Linked DNA regions of Homo sapiens: region 1 is linked to region 2. Evidence: chromatin loops called from intact Hi-C (ENCODE). Cell type or tissue: A673. All regions are shown on one strand. Each heading gives the region's core, and the rest is flanking DNA. Links, peaks and the distances in the headings are about the cores only.

Region 1 (10,950 bases), core at 2,593-7,592, 100 kb before region 2:
GATTAAGAAAATGTGGCACATATACACCATGGAATACTATGCAGCCATAAAAAATGATGAGTTCATGTCCTTCGTAGGGACATGGATGAAGCTGGAAACCATCATTCTCAGCAAACTATCGCAAGGACAAAAAACCAAACGCTGCGTGTTCTCACTCATAGGTGGGAATTGAACAATGAGAACACATGGACACAGGAAGGGGAACATCACACACCAGGGCCTGTTGTGAGGTGGGGGTAGGGGGAAGGGATAGCATTAGGAGATATACCTAATGTTAAATGACGAGTTAATGGGTGCAGCACACCAACACGGCACATTTATATATATGTAACAATCCTGCACGTTGTGCATATGTACCCTAAAACTTAAAGTATAATTAAAAAAAATAAATAAGTAAATAAAAAAGAGAGGTATAAAGCAAACATCATAAATATTAATATACTTAAATCTGTGTGGTTTGTCATTTTCTTTGCTATACCTTTTCAAACATATTTTATTATAAATACATTTATCAATATTTTTATTTTATTTTGTATTTTTTGACTTATTTAAGAAATCTTATCCTATTCTGATATTTTAACTATTTTTTTCTAAAAGGTTTATAGCAATGCTTTTCATACTTTTAGATTTAATCTGCATAAATTTCAAAAATTTGTAATTTTAAAAAAACTTCAGGCGGGCAGATCACTACCTCAGGAGATCAAGACCATCCTGACCAACATGGTGAAACTCCGCCTCTACTAAAAATACAAAAAATTAGCTGGGTGTGGTGGCACATGCCTATAGTTCCAGTTACTCGGGAGGCAGGACAATCGCTTGAACCCTGGCGGGCTGAGGTTGCAGTGAGCCGAGATCGCGGCACTGCACTCCAGCCTGGGTGATAGAGCTAGACTCAGTCTCAAAAAAAAGAAAAATTATATATATATATATATATATTCAAACTTATAGATGAGTTGAAGGGAAAGTATATATGTCACTCAAATTCCCCAACTGTTAATATTTTGGGAACTAGTGGTATCATTTTCTTTATCTGTCCATTGGAGAGTAAATTGTCCTTTCCTCCTTAATATTTCAGTGTGTATTTTCTATTACTTAACCACAATAAAATGATTGAAATCTGGAAATTAGCATGATACAGTATTATCGTCTTGCTACAGTTCTTATTCTATATACCAATAATGCATCCCAAAATATATTTTATAGCATATTGTCATCATATGTCCCAATAATTATGCCAATACCATGCTAGGCTGGTATTATTGTTCCAATAATATGCTAGGCTATGATCTCCAGTTGTTTGGTCACCCACTAATAAACATTGTTGTGGAAGTATTTTTTCAAGGTGATTAATATTTAAATCAGTAGACTGAGTAAAGGAGATTACCCTCTATATTGCGAATGCACCTCATTAATTATCTAAAGGCCTTAACAGCAAAGACTGAAGTACCCCAAAGAAGAACAATTTCTGCCTCCAACCTGCAAATAGGAAACTTATCTTAGTTTCCAGCCTTTGTATACAAGACTGCAACATCAGTCTGGACTCAATAGATTTCAGTCTTGCCAGCCCCTACATTTTCATGAGCCAATTCCTTAAAAGAATTCTGAGTTCATAAAGTTTTTAAAACCTAAATTTATGAGTTGTAAATATGCATCTTACTGGTTCTGTTTCTTTGGAAAGCTCTAATACATATATATTGTTAATTTTTCAAAGGACTGGATTTAATAAGTAAATATATTCTTTAAGATATATTTCGTGGATTTTTTATTTAAACTTTCTTTTATTCACCTTCCTATTGTATTAATTTGAATTTCCTGCCCCCGCCCCCCAGCATTTTGAATTAGGAAATTAATTCATGTATTTTCATTCTTTCATTTTTATTGATACAAATGTTTATGGCTATGATTTGTTCATCTCTTAACTGATTTAATATAGTGTAGAATTTCGGATATGTAGTTTTTCACTCATTATTTTTTAGAGATTATGTAACGTCAACTGGCATTTCCCTCTTCACCCAAGTATCTTTCAAAACAGCAGTGTAGAGCAACATCATTTATAGGTGCTTAAGCCTTAAATATTAGTAAATGAAATCCATGAGTGTTATTAAAGGCTAATATTCCATGACCAAACTGGGGTTACTTTAGCATCCAAGAGTGATTTCATATTAGAAAATCAATTTATGTAATTTATTATATAATTAAAGAGAAAAATATATGATTACCTCAATAGAATCCCAAATGTATTTTGATAAAATTCAATATTCACTACTGTTGAGGATAAAATTTAATTATCAAAAAACCCCACAAGTCTCTTACTATATTACATTGAAAAACATTTTTGGTATAAAATAAAGAACATAAGTATCTGCTATTAAAATACTAGAAGAAGTCACATGAATACCCAAGGGAAAAAGTACATCTTAAAGGTATATATTATAAAACACCGTGTGAAGGATCTAATTGATACAATGAAATAAGAGATGGAGTTAGATAATGTATTATTATTTACAAATAATGTGCTTCTCTACACAGGAAATCAAACAAAAAAAACCCGGAAAAAATAACAAATGACAGAGTTCAGTAAAATAGACATTTAAGATTAATATACATAAATAAAATACAATGTATGTTATATAAATTTACTGCAAAATATGTTAAAAAATCTAAAAACAAATACTATATATCATTTGAAGTGCCTACTAAAATTATTTAAATATCAAAATGTTTCTTAAAAGGAAGTTGAAAGATGAATAGAACAAAGTGTAGATTCAAGAAGAAGAATTTAATGTATGTTAAATGAGACATTAAAATTGGTGACCAAGAAAGTAATTAATTATTATAACAAATTTCAGTGTGCTATGATAATCTTTTGAAAATGCTCGAATCTTCTTCCACAAAATACAAAAACAAAACGTAACTCCCTATGAATTAACTTCCTGTAGATTTACATGAAAGAGATAACACACAACACAGAAATATTAATATTTTTACATGATTAGATGAACAAAGATTTTTCTTAGCATGATGCTAAATTCATAAGCCATAAATGAAAAAAGAAATGCTTGTGCACGTAAAAATATAAAACTTGTTACATGCCATAAATGAAGAAAAATATAAATTACGCAAGAAAATATTTACCATTTATAAGACCAATAAATACCTAAATTTATTTTTACAATAAAATTTTTTATGAAGATACAACAAAAAGATGAGCAACATAATTTTATAATGAGTGTATCTTATTCCTCATATGATTTTTCTAAAATCTTCATTAATTCTTGGCTTGCCAAAAATTGAGAAAAGATTATTTCCTCCACTCAAATGAGAATCCTTGTTCTCTTGATCATAAAAGCAGGCTCTGTCTTTTAAATTCTACCCCGTGTGTATGAGTGTATGAGTGTTTGCATGGGGATAATGTTATAGATAGACATGTGAATGGGTAGGTTGTGCAGATGCTGTGTTGTCAGGGTGTTTAGGCACAACCCAGCTGGCAAATGTATGATCGCATCTTACATCCACCTCTGCTTCCCAAATGGCAGCCTCTACTCTGGATGTCTCTTGGTTTGGAAGTCCTCCTTCAGAAGCTAGACTTACAGAATGTTTGTTCTAAGGCCAAATGTGAGAATCTACTTTTCCTGGCTGTTTCTTCTATGAATATTATTTATCATCTCAGGTTCTTCTGACATCTTTTGCAAGTAGTAACTATGTGGCCAGCAGTTCTACCTAAGCAGGTTGTTTTATTTAGAAAGTTATTCTTACCCCCCACCACCCTGGATATTTAATTTACCCATGTAGCAAACTTGTACAAGTGCCCCTTGAACCTAAAATAAAAGTTGAAAAGAAAAAAAAAGGAGAAAGGTATTCTTAGGGATATACCTTTGGGGAATGTGCCTCTGCTCCACCTCTCAGACTATTTACAAGGGAATGTCCCAATGGATTCAGATATCTCAGAATATAGTCTTAATTAATTACTTTGATGATTGTCCCATTGGCTTCCTTCTTTTCTGAAATTCTCTTTGTGCTTGACATTCCTCTGAGATTCTGTAATGGAAAAAGTTCTCACTTGAGTAGTGGATTTATATTTCAAGTATTCTTGACTTCAGTTTGCTCTGCTCTGGTTTCTTCTTCAATCTTATTCAATTTTCCCATTTTTCAGAAATGTCTCAAAATTTCTCATGCAGTGGTTGAACATTATCTTGTTCATTTATAGTACTGCTCTGGAGACTGACAATGTCCCTGCTTAGCTCATCACTCTATTTTTATTTTCTGATGGCTCTGTTCTGACAGTCTTTTTTAGTACTACTACATTTGTTTCTTTATTGTTTATGAACCCCACCTTAGTGTAAATTTTCTGAGAACTGGAACCTTGCCAATCTAACTCACTTCTGCAGCTCTTGTACTTAAAACAATGCCAGGGACACAGAAGGTACTCAATACATACTTGTTGCCAAAATGTATGACCGGATGAATAACAAAATTGAGAGAAAAGCACATGTGTTCACGGTTCAGGCCTGGTTTCTTGGCTTGCTTTCTATGTTGCTGCTTGTTGTACATTGATAAGGACCATAGCTTTTCTCTGCTTCTGGCTCCAATGTGATAAGCAACAAAGGCAGTTTCCTACTAAAGCTCATCCCACGGTCTCCATTTGTGCACCCATGACTGAATGGGCAAGCTCAATTCACGGAACAATGAGTAGGAAACCCTCACTAGGTTCCACCTGCATTCACAAATCCATCTGTCTCATTCATAGAGCTGATATTCTGATCCCCATGTGGCCCAGTGGGGTGAGTTATATAATATAATTAGAAATAGGAAAGGAATTTCCTGAACACGATACATTCAGGAAGAGGAAACTCCACTACAGAGTTTAGTGATTCTAGGAGATTTTGTGAATGTGAAAAAAAAGTCAGAAGGATAGTGAAGAGAAAAAATCATATCGAGATAGTAAGATGTGAATAAAACTACAAAAGCACAAAAGCAAACAATAAAATGAGAAAGGCTGAGGACTATTTTTGACTCAAGTAAAACATTTTATGTCATCATTTACTATTTTAGAATATGTATTAAAATGTTTCCCTTATTCTAGCTCATGTGGATTAAGATTGCTGTATAAAGTATTACATACCCTTCTTCATTTCAATAGCAGTTACAAGTTCTGCTCCACTTTTATTTTTATCTAAAACTAATTAATTTTTACATCATTCTGATATAACTATTAAACAATTTTATGTGATCATTTGTAATAAAGGCAACATTCAGAAACAATTTCTGTCTTCCTATAGCTCTGTCCATGTTAATTAAGACTGAAAAGACAATTGGTTTAAAAATTACCTAAACAAAGTGGCTTGATCAATTAGAATCAATCTACTAAGCTGACATATTGTTCATTCAGTCTAACAGATAAAAGCTCTGCTGAGAATTATGAGGTACTTGTAGATTGGATTATATAATTTGTGCTAAAAATTTTTACAAAAGAAAAAAATGGTTTTTCTACTAAATAAGAATGATTGTCTTCACTGAAATAGAGAAGAAAGCTTCCATGAGTTGGACACTAATTTTGGGAGAAAGGAGATTCTAAAAGTGAAGCATCTTCCCCTGGGCTTTTCTCTCTCTCTCAGATTTCATTTGCTTCTTATTGTAACACAAGCACACTGACCACAGAAATACGCTCTCTCCTTCCTCTGAAAGAACATAAACATTTCTTTAAATTGGCTTTCAACGAAATTAAGACAGTGTGACATTCAAAGCTATTCTTATAAAACTCAGAGATTAAAGGAATATATGAAAATATAAACAAAAAATTAAATAAAGCGGATTTTCTAGATAACAGATTTCTAGTCTAACCAAATAATTTATAGGAACCCATTAGCCTTCATTATACACCAAAACTGAAAATAAATAAAAAGAGCTTCTGCCTTAGGGCTTGGACTCTCAGCACACTCTTGTCATGTGAAGAGTTGCCATCTAGTCAGTTGGAGTCACATGGCCCAGCTGACAACCAGCACTAGTCACCCAGTGTGTGAGGGAAGCCGTTGTCAACCACACAGACTCCATCAACCATGAAATCGCTACAGTCACCTCAGTGCACCAAGTGAGATCAGCTCAAGTTGCTAAATTACAAAATTATCAAAAAAAATGGTTGCAGTTTTCAGTTACAGTGTTTTGGGCTAGTTTGGTTGGCAGCAATAGATAACGGATGCTTAATTTATAATATGTATATACATATATATATATAAAATGAGTCGGCTAGGCACAGTGGTTCAAACATGTAATCCCAGTACTTTGGGAGGCCGAGGCAGGTGGATCACTTGAGGCCAGGAGTTTGAGAACAATTTGGACAAGATGGCGAAACCCCATCTCTACTAAAAATTAAAAAAAAAAAAATGCCAGGCGCGGTGACATATGCCTGTAATTGCAGCTACTCAGGTGGCTGAGGCATTAGAATCGCTTGAACCTAGGAGGCGGAGGTTGCAATGAGCTGAGATGGCGCCGCTGCACTCCAGCCAGGGCGACAGAGTGAGACTCTGTCTCAAAAAAATTATTAATTAAACAAATTAAAAAATGAGTGGATACCCCTATAATGCTTATAACCGTCTAGAACATTGCAAACACTTATTAATGTATTTGCTCAATATAATCATAATTTTTTACTTCTGCATTTGAGTTCATGTCCTTTGTAGGGACATGGATGAAGCTGGAAACCATCATTCTCAGCAAACTATCGCAAGGACAAAAAACCAAACACCACATGTTCTAACTCATAGGTGGGAATTGAACAATGAGAACACTTGGACTCAGGAAGGGGAACATCACACACTGGGGCCTGTCGTGGGGTGGGGGTAGGGGGTAGGGATAGCATTAGGAGATATACCTAATGTAAATGACAAGTTAACGGGTGCAGCACACCAACATGGCACATGTATACATATGTAACAAACCTGCACGCTGTGCACATGTACCCTGAAACTTAAAGTATAATAAAAAAAATTTTAAAAAGAATAGTAAATATGACTGTAATACATCTTTTATACAGAATTTGGGAGAATAAAGGGATGGGGTGGTGCAAACACAGGGAATTAAGATTTAATATCTAAAACTAGCTTTGACATTAATTTTCATAATGACCTTGGGGGAAATCAGTACTTATCTCTGGTTCTCAATTTCCTGTTCTGTAGAACAGAAAAGATTTAGGTGTCTAAGTTTCTTCCCATTTGTATATTCATGAATCCACAATTTTCAGATAACCTACGATGTTTTATTTTTATCTTAAAAATTTTGCAGAAAATTTATTAAAATACATTATCTTTCTTCCTCTTCTTAAATGAAGTCTGAATCCAGGTCATGGCACCATTACTAAATGAGTCCTAATCATTGTTGAATTTTTTTCAAATATAAAGATTGATATATTTTGCAGAAGGAAATGTTGAATGTTATAAGGCTGTTTATACTCATATAAAAATCTCTCTGACTACTATATTAATTTTTATATTTGCTTGATATTTGTAATGCTATATTTTTAACTATATTTTCACAACTGTAATGTCTGGCCCTTATTCTAAATATTTTAAAATGTGTTTCTCTTTGCAGGCTGAGATACAATAAAAAGATAACTTTAAAACCATGCTAGAAACAGAAAGTAGGCATCCATCTAAAACCTGGAGATTTCTTCCATAAAAGCAAACAAGGAAACTCAGTGAAATATACATACAAATAAATACATGCAATTTATATAAACAAAAATAATATAATCATTTTCACAAACAATAACAATATTAATGCTTATGTATTTTGATCCCATTTTTAGAAATATAACCTTCCTAGCAGGTTAAAAGCATCACTTAGGCACCCATATAGTTTTCCTGCCTGCAGTCACTTTGTGTATATACGTATATATATAAAACACAAATGTAATATGTAAATAACGTAAACTATATGGCAGTAAAACTATGAGTGTGTGTATATATACACGCACACACACACACACACAAACGTGTGTAGTTTTGCCTGTTTTTAGGTCATATATAAATGAAATAATATTATACTTATTCTCTTACGATTTCCTTTTTTAAAATCAATATTCTTTGTGAAATTAAAGTGGTTGCATATTGCTGTTGTTCATTCAGAGTCACTGAATTATGGAATTCTATTTATTACCGATATGAAAATTTTATTTGCTCTAATATTAACAAACATCTGGGCTGTTTCAGTTGGGGGCTTTAATACACAATGCCACTACGAGTGTTGTTTGCAAGAATTCCTATAGGTTTAATGCCTAGGAGTAAATTCCTGAGTTTTAAAATATGAGCATACACGTCTTCACTATATAATGGGAAACTGATTTCTCAACTACTTTCATTTGAGACAAAAATAAATTTTGATAATTGTTTAACCCGCTACTTTTCTGGTTTTCTTTTTCCAACAAGCAAAAAACACTTTTTAAATGTTTTTCTATAATTCAGCTACACAAATGTTATTTACTCATAAGTATTCACAAATACAAAGTATTTGAACAAGTGGTTATATTTTAGTATGGACCCACTAGGTGCCAGGGTTTTGTGTGAATTGCTTCTTTTAATATTCATTTTGAGGACTATCATGCCTTCACAGAAATTAAGTGACTTGCCTCTGGTTAAATACATAAGTAACAAAGTCATGATTCAAAACTGGGTTTGCCTAAAACTAAGAATGTTCATGTTCACAGCTACTTTGAAGTAATTTGAAAAATGCACACAGTAATTGCAATGCCTAAAGGTCGAAGTAGAACCATTACATTTGTCGATAAAAGGGTTAATTTGGCAAAACCAAATTCAAAAGTAAATTATGAATTTTGACAAAGTAGATACAAAATGTAAAAGTTCATATTTTTATATTTTGTAGTATGAACTGAAGTTTTTATCTAAATATTGTGAATATGGCCTTGTACAATTAAGTGAACCCTCAATATTAACGTAATAATATCTAGTTTTATAAAACATATAGTAATACATAATCCAGTAGCTTCATCATATCATACTGTTTGTGGGTAAATATAAAGTGTGTCAATTCAGGATTTATAAATGTAGATAATTTCACTGTCATTTAGTGAAATTATTGCCCAAATTTTAAGTGAGTAAAAATCTCTATGATGCCTTTATATAATGATAGGCATGGCTATTAATTCTTGCTTTCTATTGTTGTATAGTCTTCAGATTTGGTAGACAAGAATTACAAAAGGAAGTAAGCAAGATTAAAGGGATGAAAAAGTCACTGTGTTTAATGAGCACACATGGTGTTCTGTCATAACAAATTATCCCATGATGCTAATGATTAACTAGGCTGCCACTTGTTCTATAAGCTTACAGTATCATGAGCCAAGTAAGCACAATAGAAAACTGTCTACAAAATTTGAAGGCTATTTTAATTTCATATTTATCACCATCTTGTCATCTGTGATAACACTTCATCATACACGTGGCTCTTGCCTGGAGTTATCAAAATTAAAATTTATTTCAATAAAAGTGTTGTCGCTTAGTGCAAGACCAGTGAGGCAATTCAGTGCAACAAACAATAAGGTGTACAAGTTAGAATGAATTTGTTCCAGTTTGAACACAACAGACCATAATCTCAAAGCGTTCCCTTTGAGAATGCTATCATATACTCAATGCTATCATATACCCCCATTATGGGGAAATTCATATAATTAAGTCTATTGATAGACTTAATCACCTTAATCAAACTCTTTGATACCTTGTCCTCTTTCATGTTAGGATTTCAACCCACACTGATTTCAGAAAAAAGCACTAGGTAAATGTGTTTTTGAAAAGTTTTGTGAGGAGAGAATATTGACCGTCAGACTATGCACAGTAAAAATGCCACTAAAAAATGCAGAAGCATGATGAATCATATAGCAGTGTATCAAATCACAACAAATAAGGGATTACAAATTATATATATTTAATACACTATAGATAGAGAGACAGTGTTTTTACTTTATGTTCCTGATAAACATAGCTCTCTTTTATGGCAAACATCTTCGACGATGTTATTTCTGAGGGCTCTGTTCTGTTCCATTGATCTATATCTCTGTTTTGGTACCAGTACCATGCTGTTTTGGTTACTGTAGCCTTGTAGTATAGTTTGAAGTCAGGTAGTGTGATGCCTCCAGCTTTGTTCTTTTGGCTTAGGATTGACTTGGCAATGCGGGCTCTTTTTTGGTTCCATATGAACTTTAGTTTTTTCCAATTGTGTGAAGAAAGGCATTGGTAGCTTGATGGGGATGGCATTGAATCTGTAAATTACCTTGGGCAGTATGGCCATTTTCACGATATTGATTCTTCCTACCCATGAGCATGGAATGTTCTTCCATTTGTTTGTATCCTCTTTTATTTCCTTGAGCAGTGGTTTGTAGTTCTCCTTGAAGAGGTCCTTCACATCCTTTGTAAGTTGGATTCCTAGGTATTTTATTCTCTTTGAAGCAACTGTGAATGGGAGTTCACTCACGATTTGGCTTTCTGTTTGTCTGTTGTTGGTGTATAGGAATGCTTGTGATTTTTGCACATTGATTTTGTATCCTGAGACTTTGCTGAAGTTGCTTATCAGCTTAAGGAGATTTTGGGCTGAGACAATGGGGTTTTCTAGATATACAATCATGTCATCTGCAAACAGGGACAATTTGACTTCTAGGCATTACCATTCAGGACATAGGCATGGGCAAGAACTTCATGTCTAAAACACCAAAAGCAATGGCAACAAAAGACAAAATTGACAAATGGGATCTAATTAAACTAAAGAGCTTCTGCACAGCAAAAGAAACTACCATCACAATGAACAGGCAACCTACAAAATGGGAGAAAATTTTTGCAACCTACTCATCTGACAAAGGGCTAATATTCAGAATCTACAATGAACCCAAACAAATTTAGAAGAAAAAAAACAAACCACCCCATCAAAAAGTGGGCGAAGGACATGAACAGA
Region 2 (10,950 bases), core at 2,924-7,923:
TTACTTGTTTTCTATTTCATTAATTTCTACACTCACCTTTTCATTTCTTTTTTGTTGTTTTGTCTGTTTCTTTTTATCTTATTTCTTTATTCCAGTAACTTCGAATTTGATTTTTCTTTTCTTTGTCTCATTTCTTTAGATGTCAATATAGAATATTGTAGACCTTTCTTTTTCTCTAATATAATCATTTAAAGCCTTAAATGTCCCTCTAAGCATTGTTTTAGCTATATCTTACAAATTTGACATTGTATGTTTTTCTTTTATTCAATTCAAAATACTTCATACTATCTTTGTGAATCTCCCTTGACTTGTGATTATTTAGAAGTATACTGATTAATGTTAGAGTATTTGGGAATTTTCTAGATACCTTTCTGCTGTTAATTTAAAATTAAATTTTATCACATATAGAATATAATTTCTATTATGTGCAGAACATAATTTGTACAGTTTCAGTCTTTTAACTTTCTTAAAACATGTTTTACAGAACAGTACAGGGTCCATCTTGGTGGGTGGACCGTCTGCAATTGAGAAGAATGTATATTCTTCTGTTGCTGAATAGAAAATTCCACAAATATCAATTAACTTACATCGATCAAACCTTCTTTACTTTTATTGATTTTTAACATTGACTTGTTCTGCCAATTACTGAGAGAGAATTGTTGAATCTCCACAAATAACTGTGTATTTTTAATGGTGTTTTCAGTACAGTCACCTTTTGCTTCATGCATTTTGAAGTTCTATTATTAGGGGCATACACAATTAGGGATACATAGATACATGCTGAAAATATATATGAATTTTATATTTTTTAACTAACCTATATGTGCCTTGATATTTGAAACATGTATCTTGTGGCCAGCATATAATTGGGTCTTGCAATTTTATCCAGCATGGAAATCTCTTCCTTTTAATTGCAGCCTTTATTCCATTTTCCTTCATCTAATTTACAGATATCATTGAGATTAAAGCTATTACTTTGTTATTTGTTGTGTATTTATACCTCTGCTATTTTTCCTCTTTCCCTCTCTTTTTGACATCTTGATAGCTTTTTATATTCCATTTTATTTTCTCTGATTCACTATAACAATCACTTTGTTTCATTTTTAGCTGTTGTTCTAGGGTTTTAGGATTTGTCCATCTTTAACTTGTCACATTGACTTCAAATAATGTTATACAACTTCACATGTAATATATTAAAAGTTACATATAATTACATCTCCTATTTGTGCTTTTGTTTTTATACATGTTATACATGTTACAAACTTCACAATACACTCTATTATTTTTGTTTTAAAGAGTCATTTTTTATAAAGATTAAAAATAAAAAAATGACTCAATGTTATTTTTAGTAACATATTCACCAATCACAACACTATTACTTTCAGTAAATCCAAGTTTCCATCTGGAATCATTGTCCTTACACCTGAAGAGTTCTATTTATTGTTGTCTGAAGTAAAAGTCTGCTAGTGACAACTTCTGCATTTGTTTGTTTTAAAAATCTTCTTTTGGTCTTTATTTTTGAAGTACATTTTTGCAGAGTATGGAACTCTAGATCGATATTTTTTTTCTTTTAACAGTTTGAAGATGTTATTTTTTAAAAAAATTCTTTAGTTTTAGGGCTACAGGTAGTTTTTGGTTACATGGATGAGTTCTTTAGGGTAAATTCTGTGATTTTAGTGCACCCATCAAACACGCAGTGTATGCTGTATCCAATATGTCGTCTTTTATCCCTCACTCTCCCCAATTCTCCCACTGAGTCCCCAACGTCCATTATATTGCTCTGTATGTTTTTGCATCCTCATAAGGTAGCTACCGATTGTAAGGAGAACATACAGTATTTGGATTTCCATTCCTGAGTTACTTCACTTAGAATAATGGCTTCCAGTTCCATCCAAGTTTCTGCCAAATACATTATTTTGTTCCTTTTTATGGCCGAATAGTATTCTATGGTATAAATATACCACATTTTTTTATCCACCCATTGGTCAATGGGCACTTAGGTTAGTTCCGTACCTTTGCAATTGCAAATTGTGTTGCTATAAACATGCATGTGCATGTGTCTTTTACATATAATGACTTCTTTTCCTTTGTGTTGATACCCAGTAATGGAATTGCTGGATGAAATGGTAGATTTACTTTTAGTCCCTTGAGGAATCTCCATACTGCTTTCCATAGTGATTGTACTAATTTACATTCCTACCAGCAGTGTGAAAATGTTCCCTATTTACCACATCCATACCAATATCTATTGTTTATTGACTCTTTAGTTATGGCCATTCTTGCAGGAGTAAGGTGGTATCTCATTATGGTTTAATTTGCATTTCCCTGATAATTAGTGAGGTTGAGCATTTTTTCATATGTTTGTTGGCTGTTTGTATATTTTCTTTTGAGAAACGTCTATTCGTGCCCTTTGCCCACTTTTTGATAGGATTGTTTTTGTTTTTTCTTGCTGATTTGTTTGAGTCCCTTGTAGATGCTAGATACTAGTCCTTTGTCAGATGTCAGATGCACAGCTTGTGAATATTTTCTCCCACTCTGTGGTTGTCTGTTTACTCTGCTGACTATCTGCTGTGCAGAAGCTTTTTAGTTTAATTAGATACTACTTATTTTTGTTTTTCTTGCATTTGCTTTTGGGGTCTTAGTCATGAAGTCTTTCCCTAAGCCAATGTCCAGAAGAGTTTTTCCAATGTTATCTTCTAGGATGTTTATGGTTTCAGGTCTCAGATTTAAGTCTTTGATGCATCTTGAGTTTATTTTTTCATAAGATGAGAGATGAGGATAGAGTTTCATTCTCCCACATGTGGCTTGCCAACTATCCCTGCACCATTTGTTGAATAGTGTGTCCTTTCCCACTTATATTTTTGTATGCTTTGTTGAAGATCAGTTGGCTGTAAGTATTTGGCTTTATTTCTGGGTTCTCTACTCTGTTCCATTGGTCTATGTGCCTACTTTTATACTAGTACCATGCTGTTTGGGTACCTATAGCCTGGTAATATAATTTAAAGTTCAGTAATGTGATGCTTCAAGGTTTGTTCTTTTTGGTTAGTATTTCTTTGGCTATATGTACTCTTTTTCTGGTCCCATATGAATTTTAAGATTGTTTTTTCTAGTTTTGTGAAGAATGATGGTAGTATTTTGATGGGAATTGCATTGAATCTGCAGATTGCTTTGGCCAGTATGGTTATTTTCACAATATTGATTCTTCCCATCCATAAGCATGGTATGTGTTTTCTTTTGTGTCATGTGTGATTTCTCTTAGCAGTGTTCCATGGTTTTCTGAAGATGTTATTTAATTATTTTCTGTCATAGGTTATCTTTTTCCTTCTCTAAATAATTTGCATTTTATATTCTGACTTGTGTAAGAGATTTTCATTCATTGCTAGTATTTAATAATTTGATTATGATGTGCTTATAGCTTTTTCTGTTTTTGCTTTTGAGAATTGGTGGGGTTGTTTTTTTGTCTGTTTGCTGTTTAGCTCAACTGAAATTCATTGAGCTTCTACAAAGTGAGTATATGTTGTATTTACCAATTTTGGAATAATTTAGGCTAGAATTTCTTTAACCTTTTTCTGGTCCCTCATTTTCTTTCCAGGACTCCAGTGATACATACATTGGACTGTTTCATATCATTACAAGTAATTGAGACACTGAGGCAGTATAAAAAGTTAAGGAGACACTGTTCATATTTTCTTGGTCTTTTCTGTCCCCATAAGAAAGTCAGTTTAGAAAAATTTGAGATCCATGTCTTCAAGTTTATCTATCTTATCTTCTACAGTGTCTTGCCTAGTGTATCTTTAACTTCATATAGTGCCTAAGTTAAATAAAAATCTAGATGTTCTATTTGGTCCTTTTATATATCTTTAATTCCTCTCATCATTATTATTTTCATGTTTTTCTTTAAACAGTCAAGCATATTTATCATAGTTGTTTACAAAGTCCTGTTTATTAATTCTATTATTGTTATCATCTTGGGATCTGTTTCTATTCACTAAATTTTCTCCCGTTTATGGGTCATGTTTTTCCATGTTCTCAATAGTAATTCTTGATTGAATGTTAGATATTGTGTATTTTACTTTTTCTATCACTCTTTAAGGAAAGTTGGATTTTAATCCGCTAATGTATGTTATTTCTGGATCAGCTTGGTTCTCTTAAGGCTTGTTTTAAGTTCTGCTAACAAGTCTAGAGTAGCTATTATTCTAAGGCTAGTTTAGACATGAGTTAATGATCCATATTTAGATATTTACTATGGCAGCACCTCACTTCCAGGTTGTTATTTATTGCAGCATAACAAATTATCCCAGAACATAGAAGCTTAAAAACGCAGAGATATTTATTATCTGACAATGTCTGTGGGAAAGGAACCTGGGCACAAATTTCCCCGGCTCTCTGTTTCTCCTAAGGCTGTAATCCAACTGTCATCAGAGCTCTAGCCATTTCAAAGATTGAAGGTGAGAGGATCCTCTTTCCAGATGACTCCAGTGGTTCATCACAAGATTTAGTTGCTTATGAGTTGTTGTTGGCTGGAGATCTCCCTCAGTGTCTTGCCACATGGTTCTCTTCATAATGCAGCTCACAATACGGCAGCTAGATTCCATCAGAACAAGTCAGCAAGAGAGAAGGCAAGTAAAATGTAAACCAGCATTGTTTTGTTTTCTAATATAATCTCAAAAGTAACATCTCATCACATTTGCTGTATTCTATTCTCTACAAACAAGTTCTATGTCCCACTAGCACTTGATGGGAAAATATTACAAAAGTTCATGAATATTAAGAGGTCTGAATCATTGGAAGCATCTCAGAAACTGCTTACAACACTTAACAACAGTTACTAAGGAGTAACTGTCATTAGGTATCTACAGGATACCCTTGATGTTCAGATGAAGACTTGGCAGTCTGAGTGGTCAGACTTCAACATTACCCAGTGAGCTCTGGGAATTGTTTGGTACACAACTCCTACATTATTTTTTTGCCTGACCTCATGGAGTTAATCCCCACATAAATTTTGCTTAATATTTAGCAACAGCCTCAAGGAGATCCTTATATGGATTTCTGGAGCTCTGCAGAGCTCCCTTCTCTCTGACATTAAATCCTCTAAACTGTAGCCAGATCTGCCTCCCCCTGCTCTGCTCTGTTTTTCATTAGTGAGACCCTTATGTTCTGTTTTGTATTCCCATCCCACACTGTGTTCTAGAGAGTGCCTCCAGGCAGAGAGCAAGGGCAATTGTAGGCCTCTCCTCATTTGTTTCCCTTATCTCACAGGTCATAGTTCACACTGACTGTTGTCCCACTTTTGGACACAGATGTGTTATCTATTATGCTTAGTTTTCTAGATATTTATGGGCAGATGGCAAGTCTAGTCCCAATTACTGAAACACGACCACAGCAGAAACTCATCCAGGGATTCTGAGCCAGCTTTATTCTTCTTCAGCTGCTCTATATAGTATATTGGAATACCTTTTCTTAAATACAAATGATAGCCCTATATAAACAAATAATAAAATAAGGCTTAAACAAGTAATAAAATAAGGCTTAGAAGTGGAAATGAAACTAAATTAATGAAGTATAATTACCCTCCCAAAGTGATTTTTATAGCATTTCTTAATATAACTAGGTAGTGTTAAAATATACTTTTTATTTACAAAAAAACTTTTAGGAGTATGCATTCTATTTTAAAACAGAATATGTGTCCATCCCACTATAATTTATTTAAAATTCTTATTAACAAAAAAGTTTAGGGCTCCAAATTATTACTGTTGTCTATCTTTGTACACTTTAAAATCCTAACGATGTCTTCTGCAGGGGTTTGTCCCCATGTGTCACTTTATGGTAGTAGTATTTTCAAAGGTTACAAATGAAAAGTTCATCAGATTAATAATAGCTGATGCTGTACTCTGCTAAACTTCCCAATATTATCTTTTTACTGTTATACATTTATCACATGGTTATCTATAATGTTTGAGACATTTGAAGCTAATTAAGCAAAATTTCCCTTTGCATTTATTTGTTACTTGCTGTTGTGTCTAAGAGAACACTCATAGCCCTCTTTCCTCTGCTCCCTCTTGAGGCTGCAAGAAGAACACAGGCCTGCTTGTTCTGAGTTTCTGTGAAGTGAACAGACATTGCAGACACTCACCTGGTTATTCTAGTTTCTACACTGCTGATGGCACAGAGCAAATATTCCTCCTAGGTACATGTTTGATGTGTAGACAAATTCAGCCTTAATACCTATGCAGGAAGAGGATAGTGACTACAGAGAAACCCTGACAGAAGAATGAAAATTGCACATTCACTCTTTCATCCCCTTACCCTCACTCAGGCTAAGCCTAGGCAAAAAGTTCTAAAAAGTACAAAGGTAATCGGACCCACCAAGCTGTACTCATGAAGGCCTCACAATATATATTTCACATAGTTTTACTGGAAAGATCTGATATTAGGTACTTATAGTAATTTTAACATTGTTTTGTGTTCCTTTTAAATAATGGGTAAAGGAAAGGAAGATAAGTACTAGGAATAAAATTATACTGTACGTGCTTCTCAAATGATATTTGTATCGGACAAATGGTATCTGTGCTGGACATTGTCAGTAGCCCAATATAACCACCTTTTTTGTTGTTGTTCACATGGCTCCTTCTCTCTGCTGCCTCTGTGTTTTCTCACCCATATTATATGCAGGTGGGAGTTTTCTAAAATGTAGCTTTTTGGCGAGAAAGCTAATTTTCAGTTTGGATCTAAGCTGAAAATAGTTCCCCAATTGCCCTGAAGTTATCACTGTCAGGTTATTTCTAATGTAGTATTTTTCAGCATGCTCCTGGGCTAGCACTCCTGAAGGCTTAACTGCATAGTCTGTTTTTACTCATTGTCTAGAAGGCTAATGGAGTCTGTTGGTATAATCTTCAAGAAAAGTCAGAGTATCCAATTAGTAAAGGTGAAAAGCTTAGCAAAGTTTTCTCACTGATTAAAAATAAGTACTATGTTCGGAAACTTGTTTTTGTTAATAAATTATTATTCAGTTATTAATAAAGATAATACCTCTAGTAAATTAGTTGAGTTCAACCAGTAAAGCTATAATGCTAAATAGAACCTGTGCATCTGTGTTCTCATTGTGACTTGCAAATGGAAATGTTTGCATATTTTACATATTTCAACCTTTTAGTATTCCAAAATGGAATATTAAAAAAATCTGCTGCACAGAATTGGGCAACTGTGTTTGACAGTGAGTAGCTAATCCTGCCTACTCTGAGAGTTATTGAATTCTCTGCTCAATGCGGTGGGAGCACACAGCTGCTTCTGTTGTTTCTCTTTCCACAGCACAGCAATGAATTTAAACATGACAGTGGCATTTGAATATTAAAGCATATCCATTCCTCTCCTGACTAAAATTGAAGCACTAGCAAATATGTAATGCCGCCTGACTTAATCAATTTTAATTTAATTAACATATCATTATTCAAACTGGAAATTATTTGTTTTCAAAGATAGAGTCGAATCATCCTTTATAAATCATTTTTAAATAAAATTTGGACTAACAATTTCTAGTTCTACATAGAAACCTGGGATAGTAGAACTTAAATAAGCTTTTTGGTTTAGATAATTTGAAAAACAAACATCAACAAAATATTGTTGCCCAATGAATACTGCTAAATTTCCAAATTTATCTGGAAGTTTTAAGAATATATCAATAGCCCAAATGAAAAATAAAATTACCTTTGGAAATATCATAATGGAAATCTAAAGAGGCTAATTTCCCCATGAAGAATTTCTTACTCATCTTGTTATTTCAGTCAGAATGTTAGCAAGAAAAAGATAGAATAAAAGTTTATAAAAATTCATTTTTGCATCAGTTTGGTAAATAATGAAAAAATAATATTTATTTTTCTCAAAGTAAGTATTAGTAGGTGGCATTAAAATATATTATAAACTGTTTCTTTTTAATAGAATAGGAGATCTCTATATTGTGCTGGTATAGTGACACTCATATAATAATTTAATCTGCTTCCAAATGTATTCAGATATTTGCTGGTAGTTCTCTATGCAACATAATGGGCAATTTTAATGATTTGTTTTAACCTGAGTTAACCAGTGTTTTTGTTTGGGGCTCTACTATAAGAATCCTTGTGTTCAAAATATGAAGAAGCCATCAAAAAGTAATGCCTAACTAATTTATGCTATTGTGAGGCAGTGATTATTCTAGCTCATACATTCTAGAATAAACATCTACAAATGATCCTGGACTGCCTTGTTCCTATCACCCCCTATTTATAGTTTCCATGTTGCAGAACTTCGTGATTCGATATACTTGGGCTTTTTCAATATATGAATCTAGGCTTTCTCAGCTATTTCCCACATTCATGAATAATTAATCTGCATTATTATTTCTTTCTAGCAGAGTACCTTGAGGCTGGCTAATTAGTTTATTTAATTATCATTATTTTTATTTGTGTCCTGCCTTGTTCCTAAAAGGAAATAAACTGGTTTGTAAAGATGCATATGATACAGCAAGATAAACTAGATTTTTGAAAGAGAATGTTGGGAAAAGGAGGCAGTGAGAAGTAAAAGAAAGCGATATGAAGCCAGGAGTTTAGCTTGAAAAAATAATTTCTCAAAACAGTTTAACTTGGTGAAAGTGACTCCCAAATATGGTTCTAAGTTTGTTAAATACCTACAAAGGTAGGAAAACAACTAGAGAGGGAGTTGGGCTGTTAATTGACTGAGTATTTATCCCAAAAGAGACCATGTAATTTGGGAGAATTTGAAACATGTTTTTTTTTTATTTATTTTTTTTATTATACTTTAAGTTTTAGGGTACATGTGCACATTGCGCAGGTTAGTTACATATGTATACATGTGCCATGCTGGTGTGCTGCACCCACTAACTCGTCATCTAGCATTAGGTATATCTCCCAATGCTTCCCCTCCCCCCTCCCCCCACCCCACCACAGTCCCCAGAGTGTGATATTCCCCTTCCTGTGACCATGTGATCTCATTGTTCAATTCCCACCTATGAGTGAGAATATGCGGTGTTCGGTTTTTTATTCTTGCGATAGTTTACTGAGAAACATGTTTTATAGAAAAGTTTAAGTCATTCTTCTACAACTTAACACAAACTAGATTATGCTCTCTCAGTTAAGTTTCTTGCATTTCTAGGTTAGTAATATGTTCATTTTCAACCCTGTCACGTTATTTTCTTAATAAATCTAGAAAATGCATACTATTAAACCAGAGTTAAGTACTTAACAAATAACTTATTGTAACATATTTGAAGTTTCTAAGAGTATAAAGGCATCAATTACTGTCAGTGTCTCCAGTGAGGTATCATTTACAATGCTATATAGGTACTGTGTCTTAGTCATCTCAGGCTTCTGTAATAAAATACTATGCAGGCTGAAAGTCTGATTTAGGGTGCTAGTATGGTCAGGTTTTGGTAAAGAGGGCTCACTTCCTGGCTGGCAGATGGCTTCCTTCTCACTGTATCTTCACATTGGGGAGAAAGACAGAGGAGGGTGGAGGTGGAGCATGAGCATGCAAGCTGTCTTGCGTCTCTTCTCATAAGGGCACTAATTCTCATTATAATGGCCTCACTCTTGTGACCTGATTAAGTCTAATTTTCTTCCCAAGACCTCATCTCCAGATGTCAAGACATTGGGGCTTAGGGCTTCTCATGAAATTTTGTGAAGTGTTGAGGGGAATAATTCTGTCCATGGCATACCCTCATATCCTTAGCAAAAAGATACAGAAATCGATGCATTTATTTATTGTTAATGAAAAGAAGGAAGGAGACTAAAAGTTGACAAGAAAGATGAAAGGAAGTTCAATATTGGGACGCTGCAGCACACACACATAATCACCTGGGAGCCTGACTGCTGTGTGTATGCCCAGGTGAAGGCTGCCAAGGGACTACTCAAGTCAGTCCGTGTGCAAAAAAGGCAGCTCCAAGCACACTAGTCAAAGCCCATCGTGCCTTTAAGACATCTCAGGAGCACGCTGTGACCCATTTTATAAAGTACAGCATTAGTTCCAGCAGTATCAAAATGAATGTTTGGCTAGTCTCCAGATTCTCAAAGAAGACATACAGGAATTTTAACACTGCCATTTTAGGAAGTCTGTTCTGTGTCTTGAATAAACTAGGAAAATCTTTTTGGGAAGCAGTCAGGAAATCTTGTGAGTCACACTGCACTATCATCTCATATAAATTTTCTATTATTTTTTCCATGATATTGTGGAATATCGAGTATGCTTTTTATATAACACCTATTTGAAAAGAGAAATATCCTAGGTATACCACATTCAGATAATGGAAGTTAAGTTCAAGAGTCATTTCATAAAGTGGGAAATTCACTTAGTTAGGAATCTAGATTCCAAATTCCAGTCCCTCTTTTGCCACTAAATAGTTGTGTGACAATGGCCAGTCACTTAACCTGAAAAGCGTACATTTCTCCATCTTTTCAATGGAGCTATAATAACTCTTCTTTTTTCTTCTCTACCTTTTTATATGAATACTCAATAGGAAAATGTGAGTAAAAATCTAATAAAACCAGGAGGTTGTAAATAGGTGCAAGGTGTGGGTTTCTTTCTTCCTTTTTATTATTACGCTACCTTGAAATGCCCTGATGACTCTAAAACCAGGAGAGATTTGGGGAAAATATAGGTACAAGTCAGAAACAGAATGTAGATATATCAAAGACAAGCTGAGTGTGATTTAAATGGTTTTGGATGACTTTAGTTTCTTTCTGTTTTAGGGGTCACTAGAACGTACTTTCACTCCTAGGGATTCTAGCTCTTTCAGAAGGGGACACACCATGATGATTTCCGGTGTTCTTCCTTTTTACAAATAAGAAAACACATCTATAGCAGATGCCCTGATATCTTGAAATCAGCACCCTTAAAACTAAAAGTTTGCCTGTCTCTGGCTCTCTCTTCCTCCAATGACTATAGTTGTAGCCATCAGAGCAT

The links. A loop is a pair of places that touch in the nucleus more often than their neighbours do. Peaks named below come from ENCODE experiments on the same cell type or tissue, not always from the same donor. Only the 100,000 strongest peaks of a DNase experiment are listed, where the experiment ranks them.
Region 1: a loop joins it to region 2, with 2.2 times the contacts of the local background. A loop is called at or near these places in 1 of 110 quality-filtered maps.

Annotation. Positions count from the first base shown.
Region 1 is chr4:157,697,044-157,707,993 of GRCh38, forward strand. No RefSeq gene overlaps it. Among named protein-coding and RNA genes, the nearest start is that of LINC02433, 130 kb to the left of the region's middle. In A673, for the core only: no CTCF peak of the experiment used is centred there; a DNase peak (open chromatin) is centred at 4,708; H3K27ac peaks cover 904 bases.
Region 2 is chr4:157,799,118-157,810,067 of GRCh38, forward strand. It overlaps LOC105377509 (a long non-coding RNA gene), which reads right to left. Exons shown (of 6, transcript XR_007058347.1): 5 at 6,134-6,225; 6 at 4,313-4,584. Among named protein-coding and RNA genes, the nearest start is that of LINC02433, 230 kb to the left of the region's middle. RefSeq lists a silencer at 5,980-6,274. In A673, for the core only: a CTCF peak has its summit at 6,035 (motif pointing left); no DNase peak of the experiment used is centred there; H3K27ac peaks cover 440 bases.